Linked DNA regions of Homo sapiens: all the other regions are linked to region 1. Evidence: chromatin loops called from intact Hi-C (ENCODE). Cell type or tissue: natural killer cell. All regions are shown on one strand.

The links. Hi-C counts contacts between places; a loop is a spot of excess contacts. Peaks named below come from ENCODE experiments on the same cell type or tissue, not always from the same donor. Only the 100,000 strongest peaks of a DNase experiment are listed, where the experiment ranks them.
Region 2: a loop joins it to region 1, with 4 times the contacts of the local background. A loop is called at or near these places in 6 of 110 quality-filtered maps.
Region 3: a loop joins it to region 1, with 5 times the contacts of the local background. A loop is called at or near these places in 11 of 110 quality-filtered maps.

Annotation. Positions count from the first base shown.
Region 1 is chrX:9,642,950-9,645,449 of GRCh38, forward strand. All of the region lies in intron 3 of TBL1X (transducin beta like 1 X-linked), which reads left to right. Among named protein-coding and RNA genes, the nearest start is that of GPR143, 120 kb to the right of the region's middle. In natural killer cell, no CTCF peak of the experiment used is centred here; a DNase peak (open chromatin) is centred at 1,562.
Region 2 is chrX:9,529,417-9,531,916 of GRCh38, forward strand. The region is part of intron 2 of TBL1X (transducin beta like 1 X-linked); the gene reads left to right. Among named protein-coding and RNA genes, the nearest start is that of TBL1X, 66 kb to the left of the region's middle. RefSeq lists silencers at 1,393-1,687, 1,514-1,583 and an enhancer at 1,399-1,970. In natural killer cell, no CTCF peak of the experiment used is centred here; a DNase peak (open chromatin) is centred at 1,545.
Region 3 is chrX:9,474,453-9,476,952 of GRCh38, forward strand. The region is part of intron 1 of TBL1X (transducin beta like 1 X-linked); the gene reads left to right. Among named protein-coding and RNA genes, the nearest start is that of TBL1X, 11 kb to the left of the region's middle. In natural killer cell, no CTCF peak of the experiment used is centred here; a DNase peak (open chromatin) is centred at 1,189; H3K27ac peaks cover 980 bases.

The sequences.
Region 1 (2,500 bases):
CCACCTGGAGGTGAGGCTCCGAGAGGCCCACCCAAGGGCCATGATGTGATGAAGACAGACTCTAAATTGTGATTACGTAGCGAAGGCACTGCAGATATTTGGGGGTCAGGACTTTTACGTAAGGAATTTGAGGGCCTTTCTGCCACATAAGAGGGAGTGGCTCTGGGCCTGTGTAACTGCCCTAACTTGGGTTCTCACCCTGGGGGAGTCTCCACCCCCAAGATAACCTGGGAATGTGTGGAGACATGTCTGGTTGTCACCACTGGGGGAGTGGGTGCTACTGGCATCTAGTGGGTAGAGGCCCGGGATGCTGTCAAATGTCCCGCAGTTCACAGGACATCCTCCCCAACCCCTAAATGTCAAACGTGAGGAGATTGAGGAGTCCTGCTCACCGCTGCTTCTGTCAGCCCTTTATTTTGTACTTGTTGTCAGTCATATGGCTGTGGAATTATAGGCTATGGGGCATTAAATTACAAAATTTAGTACCTGTGTTTGCTGACATAAGTGTAAGGATGGTTGGACTCTGATCTAATATTTGGGTTCATGATGCTTTTAGTTTTTTCCTTTTTTAAAAACGTCTTTGTCATTCATTTAAATATAAGCCTCCAAAATTGATATAGGCCAGGCACGGTGGCTCACACTTTGTACTCCCTGCACTTTAGAAGGCCAAAGCAGGAGGATCACTTGAGGCCGGAAGTTTGAGACCATCCTGGGCAACATAGTGACACCCCCATCTTTACAAAAAAAGTAAAAACATAATAATTAGCCAGAGGTGGTAACACATACCTGTAGTCCCAACTGCTCAAGAGGTTGAGGCAGGAGAATCACTTGGGCCTGGGAGGTTGAGCCTTCAGCAGGCTATGATTGCACCACTGCACTCCAGCCTGGGCAACACAGTGAGACCCTGTCACTAAAACAAAACAAAATGCTGATATAACACTAAGATTTATATGAGATCCAGGCCACATTGGGGGATGGGGCACCGCCTGCCTTTCGAACTGTAGGGTACGCTTCAGAGTTTATTTTTCACAACTTCACAGGCCACATCATATGTGTAGGTGAACCCACTGCTGACTCCATCTACTGCCAGAAAGAGACTCATCATGGTCAAATTAAATTCTTCATATGTCAGTGAAAAATCAGTGTCTTAGAGATATCATGACCAGAGTGCATGTATTCCTGAAATTTGTTTGAAGGCCCGGTGCACATTGTGTAGAAACTGTGTTCAGTCTATCTAAAAGATAATTAAAATCCATAAATTAATTTCTGGCTGGAAAATAGGTCATAATGGATCTGGATATCAGAAGTGCTAGGTTAAAGACCACGGTCATCAGGAAAATAGGATGAGCTCCTGCTCCGTGGAAGCAGTAGCATCAGTGCCTTCCAAGGCAGTCTGCTCTGAAATCTTGGGCACGTGCATCTGTGTTGAACTGTGGCCAGAGGAGGAGAGGATGAAAGGGAGGCAGTGCTCTTTTTCTTACATGCATTGTCCGGCTCATGTGATGTGGGTTTCCCTGGTAGTGGCTTGCTCTTGCTAGGTGGAGCATTTTCAAGAGGGCTTCCTTCCTGTCACCATAGCATCTGCCGTTGACGTGCATGTGGGCTTTGGATGAAAGCCCCAGCCAGCCACTAATTAACCCAGAAGGGTGGCAGGGCACAGAAAGGACCTTTTCTGAATGCCTCATCATGGGGATTTTTTCTTTTCTTTTCTTTTTTTTTTTTTTTAGATGGAGGCTCGCTCTGTCATCCTGGCTGCAGTGCAGTGGCACAATCTTGGGTCGCTGCAACCTCCATTTCCCAGGTTCAAGTGATTCTCCTGCTTCAGCCTCCTGAGTAGCTGGGATTACAGGCGTGCGCCACAACGCCCAGTTAATTTTTTTGTATTTTTAGTAGACATGGGGTTTTGCTATGTTGGCCAGTCTGGTCTCAAACTCCTGGCCTCAAGTAATCAGCCCGCCTCAGCCTCCCAAAGTGCTGGGATTAACAGGCGTGAGCCACCATGTCCCGTCAGGGATGATTTTATTCTGTGAAAAGCGGCATTCCTTTTCTAACACAAAACCTCTCCTCTGCTCTGCCCTCCCAACCCTGTAGCCTCATTTCCTATATAGTTGTTTTCATACTGATTATCTCTGAAGACATTGCCAGGTCGTTTTTGTTTGTTTTGAGACAAGGTCTTGCTCTGTTACCCAGGCTGGAGTACAGTGGCACGATGTCGGCTCACTGCAGCCTCCACCTCCCAGGGTCAAGCGATTGTCGTGCCTCAGACTCCCAAATAGCTGGGAATACAGGGGCATGCCTCCACACCTAGCTAATTTTTGTATTTTTTGTAGAGATGGGTTTCACTGTGTTGCCCAGGCTGGTCTCAAACTCCTGGACTCAAGTGAGCGACCACGCCCAGCCGACATTCCCAGGTTTTCTTTACGTTTTAATAAATATGAGTAGTCCATGTTCAGAGTAGAAACTATACAACGTGTAGAAAGATACACATGCAATTGGGAGC
Region 2 (2,500 bases), 110 kb before region 1:
CTGGAATGCTGAATTTCAGACGTGCTAAAGGAGGGGTTGCAGACATTGTGTGGAATGCATTCAGACCCCAGATGTGGGTGCAGGAAGGCAGGCATGGCACAGCCAGGTAGAGACTGGTTTCCAGGCCCAAGCAGCCTTCAGCAGCTGTGCGCCTTGTTTCTGATGTTGTTTGGGAGTAAGAATAATGTAGACATGGGGGGTCATGAGGCTCAGGGTAAAAACTTCAAGGAAACCTCCATGGCATGGTTGGGCGCAGTGACTCATGCCTGTAACCCCAGCACTGTGGAATGCCAAGGTGGAAGGATCGCTTGAGGCCAAGAGTTGGAGACCAGCCTGGGCAACATAAGGAGACCCTGTCTCTACCAAAAAAAAAAAAAAAAAATGACCAGGTATGGTGGCGCACACCTGTGGTCCCAGCTACTCAGGAGGCTGAGGCGGGAGCCTGGGAGGTTGAGGCTGCAGTGAGCTGTGATTGCACCATGGCACTCCAGCCTGGACCACAGAGCAAGACCCTGTCTCAAAGAAAGAAAGAGAGAGATAGAAAGAGAGAAAGAAACCTCCATGGCAGATGCATGGAGGAATGGGTTAATATCTAGAAATACGCTGAGTGGTGGAGTAAAGAAAACCCACAATAGAATACCTGATGAATGTGGGGAAAGCACTTCTGAGCTCCTCTAGTTTTAGAAGACCTAAAAAGACGATTTAAAAAAACAAACAGGAGAGCCCTGTTATTGTTGATGTCTTCCAAAACGAACGTGCATTTATAAGCCAGGTGGCATTTTAATGTCACGAGGGGGTCCATTCTCCCATCTGTCTCCTTTGCTTTTGTTAGAGTCAGTAGCTTCTAGGTCTGCTTGACATTGGAGAGGATACTGAATGCAGAAAATTTTGTTTAATTATAATGATTTGATTTTTTCCTTCTGTATTCAAGTTTGCCTGCTTCTAATGAATTGGCAGAAATGAAGAGCTTGCTCAGATTTTGCCAGGACCATTTAAAAGCAATTAAAATCAATTTAGTTATTAAATTTGAAATTATTGTCTGGCTAAATGATAGTTTAAAATTCAATTTATACTGGCACTTACTTTTTAATGAACAGACCACATCACACATTTTTATGTTCTCAAATTATCTGTGGCTTTAAAGCTGTAAAAAAAGGTGCTCTTTTAAAAAAGCCCTGCATGTTTCCTTTTTCCTCTCTACTTCCGCTAAAATATTTACATGTTTCTTTTAAAATAAGGTGAGAAAATCCCCTTGACTTCTCAATTTTAAGAAACTATACTTATCTTTTCATCACAAATGTTCATTTATCTGTGTTGAAGTCAACCCAAGAAATCTTAAAATATAACGGAAAGAAAATGTTTCTGGATTTTTTCCCGAGAATACATATACTTTTAAATGGCACGTTTTACCCATTGACTTTAATTCCTCCCTCCCTCCATTACATTTTTAGATGTGTTCAATGAAACGTAGTCCTCCCCCTTTAAAAAAATGGACCGAGCATCACGTGTGAGGCTGCAAAGAGGCTCCCTGCCAAAGCATCTTATCTGCCGCTGGTAAAGCCCCGCCCCTCCGTCAGCAGCTAACCCTTGAGCGGGATGTGTGCTTGTGCCGGGTGCATTGCATTAAGAGAATGCAACTGAATAGAGAAGGATCAGGACCTTTTGTGCAGAGGTGGGGAGTGTTAAAAAGGGGGAGGCCTGGGTGGGAGGGTGGAGTTAGTGGGAGATGGGTATGCTTAGTGCTTAAATTCCCTGCATTCCCTAACACGAATTTAAGAAACTCACACAGTAAATGAGTCAGGGAGAGGGAGAGACAGGGAGAGAGGGAGGGGAGAGGGAGAGTTCCTTTCATTCATGACAGGATGAACTTTGCATGCTTCAGAACAATTTACATTTTTCCTTATTTCTAGGTACTTTTTTGAACTAAGAACCTGGAGGGTGTGTGTGTGTGTGTGTGTGTGTGTGTGTGTGTGTGTGTGTGTGTGTTGGTGTGTGTTGGTGGTGGGGTTTTTTTGCCTTATATTTCATAAATATTTCTTGGTTGATTAAATGTCAATAATCGCTCATTTCTGGTTTGTAAAGCTGTTACCTGATCCTTGAATACCACGAATATTTTGTACATTCTAAATAATTGAGAGAAAATAACAACGACAACAAAAAGACACAAATAAAAAGCATCTCCGCTTATTTAAGAAGAGTAGATCTGTGCGGGGCGCTGTGGCTCATGTCTGTAATACCAGCACTTTGGGAGGCCGAGGCGGGAGGATCCCTTGAGTCCAGGAGTTCGAGACCAGCCTGGGCAACATAATGAGAGGCTCTTTTTTTTTTCTTTTTGAGACACGGTCTCATTCTGTCGCCCAGACTGGAGTACAGTGGCACTATCTCAGCTCACCGCAACCTCCACCTCCTGGGTTCAAGTGATTCTCCTGCCTCAGTCCCCCTAGTAGCTGGGATTATGGGCGCGCACCACTACCACCCGGCTAATTTTTGTATTTTTAGT
Region 3 (2,500 bases), 170 kb before region 1:
AGCTTAAGGACTGGACATCGTTCCAGAGGTACAGGTATTAGTGATTTGACTTAGGGAAGAAAGAATATGCAATAACAGGGAACCATGCACATACTGGATCTATTGTATTTTGCGTGTTGTTTTTAAAGCTGAAAAAATGCGCTTGTTTCGGAACTAGATGACAGTACCTGTTTGCAGGTCCACAAGGAAACCTTGGAACAATGCTATGCTTTTTAAGCGTTTTATGACTGCATTGTTTTCATAATCACTGAATTCTGTTTATAAATCAGCTGATTTCATTGACGGATGCCCTCAGGGCTCTGGAGAATTAGGCGTTTTGCTGCAGAAATGGTTCAGAATTTCAAAGACATCAACGTGAGATTGTACTGGAATTGAGTTGTGATAAAAGTCCTAGGGTGCTTTAAATCTTTAAATCTGGTTATTTGTTTGTTTGTTTTTTGAGGCAGAGTCTCACTCTGTCGCCTAGGCTAGAGTGTAGTGGCGTGATCTCAGCTCACTGCAACCTCCGCCTCCTGGGTTCAAGCAATTCTCCTGCCTCAGCCTCCCGAGTTGCTGGGATTACAGGCGCCTGCCACTGCACCCGGCTAATTTTTGTATTTTTAGTAGAGACGGGGTTTTGCCATGTTGGCCAGGCTGGTCTCGAACTCCTGACCTCAGGTGATCCGCCCACCTTGGTCTCCCAAAGTGGTGGGATTACCGGCGTGAGCCACTGTGACCTGCTGTTTTTGTTTTTGAGACATATTTCATCTATCATGGTTATTAAGTGTTTTGTTTTTTTGCATTTCTCATTGGTGTTTTTTGTTTGTTTGTTTGTTTTTTTGAGATGGAGTCTGGCTCTGTCGCCCAGGCTGGAGTGCTCAGCTCACTGCAACGTCTGCCTCCCAAGTTTAAGCAATTCTCCTGCCTCAGCATCCCGAGTAGCTGGGATTACAGGTGCCCACCACCACCACGCCTGGCTAATTGTTTTATTTTTAGTAGAGATGTGGTTTCACCATGTTGGCCAGGCTGGTTTCGAACTCCTGACCTCAAGTGATCTGCCTGCCTCGGCCTCCCAAAGTGCTGGAATTACAGGCGTGAACCACCACGCCTGGCCTCATTAGGTTTTTTTTTTTTTTCTGAGTTGCTGCTACACTACTGGTGTTACAGAGTGAATAAACATAAAAATTATATTCACAACTCAGACCACATTGTGGGCTGTGGAGGTGAGAAATAGGAATCATCTCTAAATTTAAGGTCTTCTGGCTGAGCTCATTTGCTTAGAATGGCTGAAGGTTTGGTTTTCATGAGATGAAATGCCAACCTCAAGTGGTTCTGGGTTTCCAGACCAGTTTTTAGTTTGTTTAACTTGAGAGAATTGATATGTCAGCTTTAGTTTTTGTGTGTAATTTTTGGTGTTTGCATCTGTTTTCTTCTTTGTGAATATTGAATTCGCAACATAACTTTGTTATATGAAATGATGCTCATACACTTGCGCAGTGCATTAGAAAGCCTGCCAGGAGCAGTACTTGTAGATTTCCGTGTACCAGCAGGATGCCTAATGCCGACCATGATTAATGCTCATCAGAATCTATGTAGACCTCCATTTGTCCTTTGATAAGCTGAAATATTTGTGTCTACTTTTTAAAAAACCTGTTGCTTCTCTTTATGGTAATACTCAGAAGGCACTCACTGTGAAGAGAGGAGAAACAGGAAGTAGAATTTTTTACTATCTAGATTGATGCACCTATCTCCCCTCTCCAGAGACCAATGCATTTAGGCCCCAGTAAGAAATTTAGTTGTAATGAACCATAAAGCAGATGCAGAGTATATTTGGGAATATACCTTATCTGACTCCACAGCCCAACCCCTTTAAGAGGAAAGAGATGGCACAATATATTTTGCTTTAAGCCTTAGACTGGTCTTGACTTCATATTGGAACCACTGAATTGCTTCAGCTGTGAACTGGAATCCTCTCCTGTCTTTGTTGTTGAGTGATGACACTCTTAATTAATCATTTGCTTATTTGCCATCCAAATCACCCTATATAATCTTTCAGAAGTGTATCTCAGAGAATGACCCTAAGTCGGCTGACCTCTGAAGCCTGTACCAGAATTGACTTTATTTCTTAAGCGCACACTTCCTGTGCTTTCAAGGGGCAGCTGTCTAGGTTTAGTTTCTGGGAGTTTGAGGCACAGAGGTATGTAGGGGAATGGGAAGGCCAAATGGTAAAAGCCCCTGGGACGTGGAATCTGTGAGTACACTAACCTTGAAAGAGATTATGAAAACAAACTTTAGAGCATTGTTGAAGCACCATCTACATAATTTATATCAATGAAGACAGTAACTTATTAGGAAGACAGGATTATTAAAATTAACCATTTTCATCTTTCTACAAAAATAAAAATCAAATCAATTTTAGTTCAGATAATTGTATGTGAAGCTTTATAAGTGAAAATTTGAAGTTAGCAAAATTATATAACCTTAGTTAATTATATTAGTGTACTCAAACTAAATATAGAAT